2 separate regions of the Homo sapiens genome follow, and region 2 is linked to region 1. A link is an interaction called in ENCODE POLR2A ChIA-PET data of the cell type or tissue named here. Cell type or tissue: endothelial cell of umbilical vein. All regions are shown on one strand. Links, peaks and the distances in the headings refer to the core of each region. The heading gives the core; the rest is flanking DNA.

The links. ChIA-PET counts read pairs that join two places held together with the same protein. Peaks named below come from ENCODE experiments on the same cell type or tissue, not always from the same donor. Only the 100,000 strongest peaks of a DNase experiment are listed, where the experiment ranks them.
Region 2: POLR2A ChIA-PET joins it to region 1 with 7 read pairs; 1 of 35 experiments calls an interaction of 5 or more read pairs at or near these places.

Annotation. Positions count from the first base shown.
Region 1 is chr15:34,107,347-34,112,696 of GRCh38, reverse strand. PGBD4 (piggyBac transposable element derived 4) reads right to left here. Exons shown (of 1, transcript NM_152595.5): 1 at 4,011-5,350. Among named protein-coding and RNA genes, the nearest start is that of PGBD4, 7.9 kb to the right of the region's middle. In endothelial cell of umbilical vein, for the core only: a CTCF peak has its summit at 2,464 (motif pointing left); a DNase peak (open chromatin) is centred at 2,426.
Region 2 is chr15:34,691,337-34,696,719 of GRCh38, reverse strand. No RefSeq gene overlaps it. Among named protein-coding and RNA genes, the nearest start is that of LINC02252, 38 kb to the right of the region's middle. In endothelial cell of umbilical vein, for the core only: no CTCF peak of the experiment used is centred there; a DNase peak (open chromatin) is centred at 3,129.

The DNA.
Region 1 (5,350 bases), core at 351-5,350:
TTCCTTGAACCTGGGAGGCAGAGGTTGCAGGGAGCCGAGATCATGCCACTGCACTCCAACCTAAGTGACAGAGAAAGACTCCATCTCAAAAAAAAAAGTAGTCAAATTTACAGAAGCAGAAAGAATGGTGGTTACCAGAGGCTGTGGGGAAATGGGGAGTTTAATGGGTATAGTTTCAGTTTTGCAAGATAAAAAATTTCTGGAGATTAGTTTTACAACAACGATAACTTAATACAACAGTGACATACCTAACACTACTGAAATGTACACTTAAAAATAGTTGAGATGGTAGGCCGGGCGCGGTAGCTCACACCTGTAATCCCAGCACTTTGGGAGGCCAAGGTGGGGGCATCAAGAGGTCAGGAGATTGAGACCATCCTGGCCAACATGGTGAAACTCCGTCTCTACTAAAAATACAAAAAGTAGCTAGGCGTGGTGGCAGGTGCCTGTAATCCCAGCTACTCAGGAGGCTGAGGCAGGAGAATTGCTTGAACCTGGGAGGCGGAGGTTGCAGTGAGCTAAGATCACGCCACTGCACTCCAGCCTGGCAACAGAGTGAGATACCATTCCCCCACCAAAAAAATAAAATAAAAAATAGTTGAGATGGTAAAATTTTATCATCTACCCATTTGCACATTGATGATAGTAAATTTTTATTTATTTTTCTGAGACAAGGTCTCGCTCTGTTGCCCAGCTGGAGTGCAGTGGTGCACCCTCAGCTCACTACAATCTCTACCTTCTGGGTTCAAGTGATTCTCCTGCCTCAGCCTTGCAAGTAGCTGGGATTACAGGGGTGTGCCACCATGCCCAGCTAATTTTTGTACTTTTAGTGGAGACAGGGTTTCACCATGTTGGCCAGGCTAGTCTCGAACTCCTGAGCTCAGGCAATCCACCCGCCTCAGCCTCCCAAAGTACTGGGATTGCAGGCGTGAGTCACTGTGCTCAGCCCACAGTTTTTTTTTGTTTGTTTGTTTGAAGTAAAACCCTAATCGAGGCATGAAGGAGATCCAGCTTTTGCATTTATTATGTAGAGATGTAAATAGAGCACTAATGCTTTGTAAGGGCTGGCATGTGAGGCAGCAACACAGAGACTATACAAGGAGGGCTTTGGATGTCGTGTGTGGAGCTGGAGTTTAACTACTGTGCTTAAGTTTTGTGACTGGTCTTAGAGCCAGTCCTTTAGCCTAGGTCCCCCGTAGTGCATTGAACATCCCTATACCTGTACCACAGGCCATTTGAGAAGCAGGGTTCACCAGGCGAGCAGAGCCTAAAAGCACAAAGCATAGTCAGTGCAACATAACTCCTTCCCCCTAACGTTTTCACTTCTTAGTCAGTATTGTTCAATTATAGTAACTAACAATATTTACAGTTTAGCATTTACAGAGCACTTTAGAATATCTCCGGATGTTTGCAATTGTATAACATTTCTTAATATCAAAGATGATTGCCTCCTCTTCATGTTTATAAGTTATTTAGCATGTCTTCACACTTTCACAATTTATTTTACTTATGTTTTTCACAGAATTTGGTGGAAGGGATAAGAATTTAGAGTAAAATGAGGAAAGTGAAATCTTTCCATTATAATTTATTTTTGCAGGACACTGAGGCAAGTTAGGATTCATCTTGAACTCCCTCTGAGAATGACGGATGACCCATCCGATTTCAGAGGACTTCATAGGGAACTTCAGAAAGCCAAATCCACAGTCCTAGTGGATGACAAGCATTTAAAAATATTATGGGAATTGGCTCCAGTTTACTGGAGTGAAAAAGATTAGCTAGTCTACTTGAAGTAAATGAGATTTGAAAACTTAAAGCTCAAAAATCACTTAAAGTAAATGAGGTATTTGGAGATTAGAGCGGCTGAAGTTTCCCAAGCATTCTGCTAGTGTTACTCTATTTTAAAAAATACCACAAACCCATTGATTTAAATATAAAAGAGAAGTGGCTAAAGGTATAATCCTCGTTACTTTATAGTCATACCTTATAACTGACTACCTCTTACTTGTAAATAGATAGCCAATGTGTGAAGAATAGTTTAAAAAGCACCATTATATCAGTGCTGACAAGCAGAATACTGAAAGAGAGCGGGGAAAGGCCGAAACTATCCCCAAAGATGTTGCTTTAAATGATCATGAAAAGTCCAGATAGAGATGATAACTGTTTTTTGACAGATTCCAATTTTAAGAGTTCAAAGTAAATTCTATTATATATTTTTAGCAAGTTTACTTCCCCCTTTATTTTGAAAAACAGCTTTATACGTTCCTGACTATAAAAATGTTGCCCAAAACAGAAACTTAAAAAGAATACTGGATAAAAAAGAAGTATTACCTGTAAACCCCAGAGTTAACTTTTGTTGGTATAATTGAACATTTATAAAAATTCCTAAAGCATGGGTTTTGAGATTTGTTTCTGTGCCTATCTTTGTTCACCCCCTTGTGGCCATGATATGAAGTCAAGAGCTAGGCAGCAAAAAAAGAAGAGGGAGAAAAGTGAACAGCTTGGATAGTAAACTGATCACTTCTCACTTTAACACTATTTGCAATAATTAACATATGTAGAACATAGTTCTACTTGAAATACATATGGGTCAGAGTCTTGGCAGGAAAGAAAGGGAACACTCAAAAGGGGCAATTGTAAACTATCCCTTCATTAGAATTTTTGAAGTATGGGGAGCTGCTTCAGTTAACTATGCAGTTAAGAGAAACTGCAAGGGGTGTGTTACTGATAGCTCCCATTGGCTGAACCCAACAGGAAGCCAGAAGGAAATGGAACTGAATTTTTGCAGCCCTTAAAGGTCCACCCTTCCAGGTCACAAAGCAGGGTAAGAGTAGAAAGTGATCTGGCTGGGCCGGGTGCAGTGGCTCACACCTGTAATCCCAGCGCTTTGGGAGGTTGAGGTGGGTGGATCCCAAGGTCAAGAGATTGAGACCATCCTGGCCAACATGGTGAAATCCCGTCTCTACTAAAAATACAAAAATTAGCTGGGCGTGGTGGCACGCACCTGTAGTCCCAACTACTTGGGAGGCTGAGGCAGGAGAATCGCTTGAACCCGGGAGGCGGAGGTTGTAGTAAGCTGAGATCACGCCACTGCAACAGAGTGAGACTGACAACAGAGTGAGACTCCGTCTAAAAAAAAAAAAAAAGTGATCTGGCTGGACAAACTGAGCCAGTCCAGCACAAAATCTTTCTAAAATATTTTATTATAATTATAGTTTCTTTTATAAAGCATGAGTCCAAGGGCTACATTATGGGAAAACACATAATTTGGAGTTGAATCTCTATACAATTCCTCTGGCCTACCTGGAAAATAGTAGAGATAACAGAATTTTGCACTACCTGAAAACGTTACTCAGGCTTTTCTTCTCCATGTAGTGCCTATAGAGGTATAAGCCTGGCATGTGAGGGGTTTGAAGCATTGGATAGTTTAGTATGAGTGACAATAAGGGAAGGGAAGAAAGGAAGGCAGAAATGGGGATACAGAGACTTCAGTTACTGTTCACTGCTGGTCCTCATCCACCTTTTGTCCCACTGCAAAGTAAACTTCCCAGCTCCTACCTGGGGAAATATGACGAGCACTGATTACTTGTTAGTCAAACTGAACAAGTGTCAAGGCCGGGCATGGTGGCTCATGCCTGTAATCCCAGCACTTTGGAAGTCCAAGGCGGGCGAATCACCAGAGGTCAGGAGTTCGAGATTAGCCTGGCCAACGTGGCAAAACCCTGTCTCTACTAAAAACACAAAAAGAAGCCAGGCATGGTGGTGCGCGTCTGTAGTCCCAGCTACTCGGGAGGCTGAGGCAAGAGAATTGCTTGAACCGGGAGGTGGAGGTTGCAGTGACCTGAGATCACGCCGTTGCAGTGAGCTAAGATCACGCCATTGCACTCCCGCCTGGGTGACAGAGTGAGACTCTGCCTCAAAAAAAAAAAAAAAAAAAAAACTGAACAAGTGTCTAAGATACCACCAGCAAAGAAGGGTCACCAAACATATACAGAAAAAAAAAATCAGGAAACTTGGGATGAAGCTGTTTTTATTTCAGCATATTTCTAAATTTTGCAATTTTTGAAATCATTTTTGAAAAGTAAAATTTTATTAATAGTTTAGAAAGTGTAATGGTCAGAGGGCTGTAGCACATTATAATCCTTTGTCCCATTCCATTATTTCTCAAATAATCTTTTTACTACGGTTTCAACAATGCTTACTTCTGCTCTGGTTGGGACTGAAACAAAGGCCTCAGGGCTCAGCTCAACATGTACTGATTTTAAAATCAGCACTTTGTATTTCAAAATCAGGATTTTGAGGCTTTTATCCTTCATGATAACTATCCTTGGCTGAACACATGGCTTTATTCCTCTTTAGCTGCTCTCCATTAATCCTACAATACAACTTAGATTTAATTCACCATATGGCAGAAGATGGATTAAAAAACCAAGAAGAGGCCCAGCGTGGTGGCTCACGCCTGTCATCCCAGCACTTTGGGAGGCCAAGGCAGGCGGATTACCTGAGGTCAGGAGTTTGAGACCAGCCTGGCCAACATGGTGAAACTCCGTCTCTACTAAAAGTACAAAAATTAGCCAGGCGTGGTGGCACACATCTGTAATCCTAGCTACTCAGGAGGCTGAGGCAGGAGAATTGCTTGAGCCTGGGAGACAGAGGTTGCAGTGAGCCAATATCGTGCCACTGCACTCCAGCCTGGCTGACAGAGCAAGACTCTGTCTCAAAACAAACAAGCAAGAAGAGCCAGGCATGGTGGCTCACGCCTGTAATTCCAGCACTTTGGGAGGCCGAGGCAGGTGGATCACCTGAGGTTAGGAGTTCGAGGTCAGCCTAGCCAACATGGTGAAACCCTGTCTCTACTAAAAATACAAAAATTAACTGGGTGTGGTGGCAGGTGCCTGTAATCCCAGCTACTCGGGAGGGTGAGACAGGAGAATCGTTTGAACCTGGGAGGCGGAGGTTACAGTGAGCCGAGATCACGCCACTGCACTCCAGCCTGGGCAACAAAGAGTGAAACTCTGTCTCAAAAAACAAACAAACAAACAAAAACTGAGATATCACTTTTAATTTATTTGCTTGGCAAAAATAACATTTGATAGCTCATTGTTGGTGAGGGTATGAAGAAGCAAGTTATCTTACACATTGCTGGTGAGAGTGAAAGTTGCAACAACTTCTGTGGAAGAAGATTTCACAATATCATCAAAATTACAAAGGCACATACTCTTTGATCTAGCAATTCTACTTTCTACTAGTACTAATTACGCTACATATATACACCTGTGGAAATCACATGGCAAAAGAAATTCACTTCAGCAAAATTAGGAATAGTAAAATAGGACACAATCTTAATGTTGCT
Region 2 (5,383 bases), core at 294-5,293, 580 kb before region 1:
TGGGGACTGCCCTGTCCCTGTGGCACTCTCAGACCACACTGCACAACCCCCGTGGTCACCCAGGAAATGCAGGGGTTTAGGAGAGAAGTCTGGTTTCCAGTGAAGGCTGTCAAGTGAATAGATTATAGCCACATCTTATTAGCAGCTCTGGGAACATCTAGCAAACCACATCATCACAGATCTGAGACAGGAGGGTAACACAGAAAATAAGAACTGTGAAAGGGGAGAAAAATGCCTTCTGTTTCTGTTTCTGTGCCGTGCATCTAGGCCACCGGGAGGTTACTTTTCTTCTCTAATTGGGAATGTTCATTTTCATTCAATTGGCTGTGTAAGGAGAAGAAAGATTCGCTTTCACCACAAGTGGCCACTGATTTCTCACCCTAAGAACTATGTTCTTCACAGCATTCCCCAGCTCAGGATTATGACAATGACTTTCTCTTGTCTCTAGCACCAAGGTGTGGTTCCTGCCTGATTTTCAAGGGCATCCAATAACCCGGCCCAGACTACCCATCCAACCACATTTCCCCAGAATTTTCTGGAGAGTTTCTTTTGTTGTACTAGAGAGATATACTCACCCCCACCAGGATAGGCCAGTGCTGTCCTACTGTTATCCTTCACTAACATGATATAGAAAGGTATCCCTTCTTGTCTCCACTCTACAAAATCCAGTGAATTCTTCTAGGCTCACTTCACCTTTCTCCTGGAATTATAGATTCTCAAGATCAGAAGGGATTGTTAAGGTTATTCAATCCAGCACCTAGCTTATAGCAGGCACTTTATAAATATTTGTGAATGAATTAATGAACCACACTTCTCTGAGAAACTCAAGCTGGTATTCTCTTTTTGATCATATCTACTGAAAATATATCCATGTGTCAAAAGTAGAGGCTACATAGACTCTCCTGAACTACTCACTGTGGAAAAACTTCCGTTCCACTTTTCAAAGAAATAAGATAAGCAATTTGAAGGGTGGTGTTGATTATTATAATTCACCAAGTATGAACACATATAACAATTGTTTCAAATGGTTAGGATTGGCAATGGAGGGGGGCATGGTAGCTCACGCCTGTAATCCCAGCACTTTGGGAGGCCGAGGCCGGTGGATCACGAAGTCAGGAGATCAAGACCATCCTGGCTAACACGGTGAAACCCCATCTCTACTAAAAATACAAAAAATTAGCCGGGTGTGGTGGCGGGTGCCTGTAGTCCCAGCTACTCTACTCGGGAGGCTGAGGCAGGAGAATGGCATGAACCCAGGAGGCAGAGCTTGCAGTGAGCAGAGATCGCACAACTGCACTCCAGCCTCGGCGACACAGCAAGACTCCGTCTCAAAAAAAAAGAAAAAAAAAAAAAAAGAATTGGCAATGGAAAGTACCCTGGCTCAGTGAGGCCCACAGCAATTAATTAAGAATTTTAGACCAGGGAGCTCTCAGTTAAGAGCATTCACTCCTGCTAATTCTTTTTTTTTTTTCTTGTGCTTTTTTTTCTATTTTAACTTTGATTTTAGGTTTAGGGGTACATGTGAAGATTTGTTACATAGGTTAACGTGTTATAGGGGTTTGTTGTACCTATTATTTCACCACCCAGTATTAAGTCCAGTACCCAATAGTTTTTTCTGCTCCTCTCCCTCCTCCTATGGGTAGATAACTACTGGGCCTGATACCTTGGTGATGTTGTTTCCTTCTTCGTATCCATAAGTTATCATTTAGCTCCCACTTATAAGTGAGAACATGTGGTATTTGGTTTCCTCTTCTTGCATTAGTTTGCTAAGCATAACAGCCTCCAGCTCCATCTATGTTCCCACAAAAGACATGCTCTTGTTCTTTTTTTACAGCTGCAAAGTATTCCATGGTGTATATGTACCACATTTTCTTTATCCAATCCGTCATTGATGGGCGTTTAGGTTGATTCCACAACTTTATTATTGTGAATAGTGCTGCAATGAACATTCGCGTGCATGAGTATTTATGGTAGAATGATTTACATTCGTCTGGGTATATACCCAGTAATGCGGTTGCTGGGTCTAATGGTATTTCTGTTTTTAGCTCTTTGAGGAATCGCCACACTGCTTTCCACAATGGTTGAACTAATTACACTCCCACCAACAGTGTGTAAGTGCTCCCTTTTCTCCACAACCTTGCCAGCATCTGCTATTTTTTGACTTTTTATGTAATAGCCATTCTGACTGGTGTGAGATGGTATCTCATTGTGGTTTTGATTTGCATTTCTCTAACGATCAATGATATTTGGCTTTTTTATATGCTTATTGGCCACAGGTATGTCTTCTTTTGAAAAGTGTCTTTTTGTGTCCTTTGCCCACATCTTAATGGGGTTGTTTGTTTTTCTCTTGTAAATTTGTTTAAGTTCCTTACAGATGCTGGATATTAGACCTTTGTCAAATGCATAGTTTGCAAATCTTTTCTCCCATTTTGTAGGTTGTCTGTTTACTCTGTTGATAGTTTCTTTTGCTGTGCAGAAGCTCTTTAGTTTAATTAGATCCCACATATCAATTTTTGCTTTTGTTGCAATTGCTTTTGGTGTCTTTGTCATGAAATCTTTGCCCGTTTCTATGTCCATGATGGTATTGCCTAAACTGGCAGAAAGAGAGCACAGATAGGAAGTAAGGAATGCCCACCAAAGATGTGACTAAATGGAAGTCATTGTGTCTTCTCAAAGGAAAAAGTGGGAACTTACTTACAGAGTTCTTTGTGGACTAAAGGCAACAAGAGGGTACGGTCTTATGTCCTGTAGAGCTTAGTGATCAGTAGTTTCTGGAAAAAGACTTCCTAGGTTCAAATCCTGCCTCTGCCCCTGTGAACAAGCTGCTGTGCCCCAGTTTTCTCCAGTATAGAATGAGGGAAATAACATCACCTTAGAGGATTTTTAGAGAAAAATAAGTGAGATGCTTCAATAAAGCATTAAGCACTGTACTTGCCTCATGGTAACTTTTCAGGAAATGTGAGACAAAAAATTATTTATTTTATAAAGGAAAACAATAGGCTGTAAAAGAAGCAGTTTCTCATTTTCTGAAATACATATATCTTCCTTTTGGCAGGGGCAGGGAGTAAGGTTTAGGAAGAGTATTTTTCCAGAGGGAGATAGTGAGAATGAATTAATGATTTTGTGACTCATGGGGCATGAGGTCATATGACACGGTTTCATGTAGCTTCCCACTGACATAGTTCAGGGCTGCACAAACAGCGTGGAAGGCTTTGGGCATGGGGCCAATGAAAAGTGAGAATGGATCCCTTGGAGGCTGAGGCTAGAGATGCCGGCAGAACACTTGGGCTGGGAATCCTATGGATAGTTGAGAAAAGCGGAACTAGGACAGCCCCTAGGTATGGAAATATGGAGGGAAGAAAGTCAAACTTATTTTTGTTGACTAGTGGCCCAAATACCTGAGGTGGAGTGTTTCTCAGTGACCACAGGATTGGCTCAGAGTAAATAGTTGATGGGGCAAGGGAATGTAAGTTGAAGAGAGGTGTTGTTGGAATGCAGGAGCAATCACATGGGCTTAAGGGCCTGAGCAGCTTTCATATTGCTCTTCTATTGAGGTTCAAAGATGGAGGGCTGGAGAGGAGGGCCAGTATAGGCAGAAATTGCCTCCCCCATTTTATAGAATGTGTTCCTCTTGGAGTATGCTCTGGGCAGTTCCAGGAGTTCTGAGCAAGGCATACATGGCTAAGTTCATGTTTAGTTACTCACATTCTGAAGTCACTGACACCTATCAGACCATCTTGTCCTTGAGGAAAGACTACTTTGCAAGCTCTGCCTGTGCCTTTCTGTGGGAAGCCAGAAGAGCAACGGGTGTCATTGTTGGCTCCATGAGAGAGGTCATTTTGCTTGGTGAGAGATTATAGGCAAAAATAGAAGCCCCAATGTAGTCTCCTGGGCAAATGACTTATTCATGGGTTCTAAATTATTGAGGTCATTGAAGAGAGTGCTATTTTTAACCTTTGAGAAAGGAAAGAACGGGGTGAACTGGGCTTTAGGGAGGACTGTGTCTTCATAGGGCAAAAGGCAATGGTGTAAACAGGCGCTGAAAAGAAAGGTAGGGGTCGGTGCATGCACCCTGAGAGGGGCATGTGCTCAGTGCATGACCCTCAGAAGTCTTCTGTGTATAGATGGGTATGCCTCATTTGCAACCAGCCAGCCACAAGGAAGGAGACTTAGAGAGCTGAATTGGCAATATAGGCAGATGTCTTAGCTAGAGCCATTTTTCAGAGAGCCAGGGAGAACTCTGTGCCACAAAATGCTATTCCTACATTTTGTATTCCTTCAGAGCTTAAAGGCTTTGTTTTTCTCCTGAAATGTAAATGTTCCCTAGGAGATTCCACACATTGATGGTTTATCAGTGGCCACCTCAATTATTGGTGAACACCTTTGCAGGAAAATGAATCAATAGTTGATTGAGAGCAAAAATGGGGTGTAGAATAATGCTTAGGGTGGGAGTAATGGAGGAGAGTTCCAGTGGATGAAGCGCCTGGGCTGTAAGAATGTAGGAATGAAGACCCTGAGAAAGTAGAGAAAAATTAACAATGGAAAACTTATGTTTGTGTTGGGCTCAGAATATGATACTCCAAAGCATGGCGCTTTGGTGTGCTGAGTACTTTGAACTGAAGAAAATTGGAAAGGCCTCAGAACCAAGGTCTTTCCCATCTTCTCCCATCCTCCTGTCTCCTGCTTCTCTTTCTTCCCCAAAGTGAGTCATAGAAGCCACACTTCCCCTTCCCCAAGGTGGGTCATAGAAACTAGAACTCCTCTTTCTCAAAGCCACCCGTAAAACCTAGAAAGGTCATTCTCTCCCTTCTCCCTTGAAGACCCTCATTCCAGAGGGACCCCTTCCTAGGAGGAAGAAACGCTACACAGAGAGGTCAAGAAGAAGCTGAACAGACAGGTCTTGCTTGCTTTCCCCCTCAGTCTGTTGCTCTCGGATTATACCCTTTCTGTCCAATCACATTTTTATACAGCTGTCCATTCTTCATCAAACCCAAGCATAAAAAAGAAAGTTCTTCCTGGCTTTTGGGTCTTCATTTCTCAAGGCTCCTATGTCGTGTAAAACTTTGGTTAAATAAATGTATTATGATTTTCTCTAGTTAACCTGTATTTTTTTATAAGAATATTGGCCATGACCCTTATGATGGGTTAGGAATAGTATCATAATTTCCTGTTCCTACATTTGAAAACACAATATTTCTACTGCACTATTTCTGACCTCCTTAAAGGAATTCTAGATTATTTCCTTTTCAATCCATTTTGTAATCCCTTATAACAACTTCTCACCCAGATCTGATCCATAAGTATTTATAAATAGCCTATACTTTGTATATGGGTTTGCTGGTTCTTTCATTTAATATTCTTTAATTCTTCTTCCTTGGTGGCT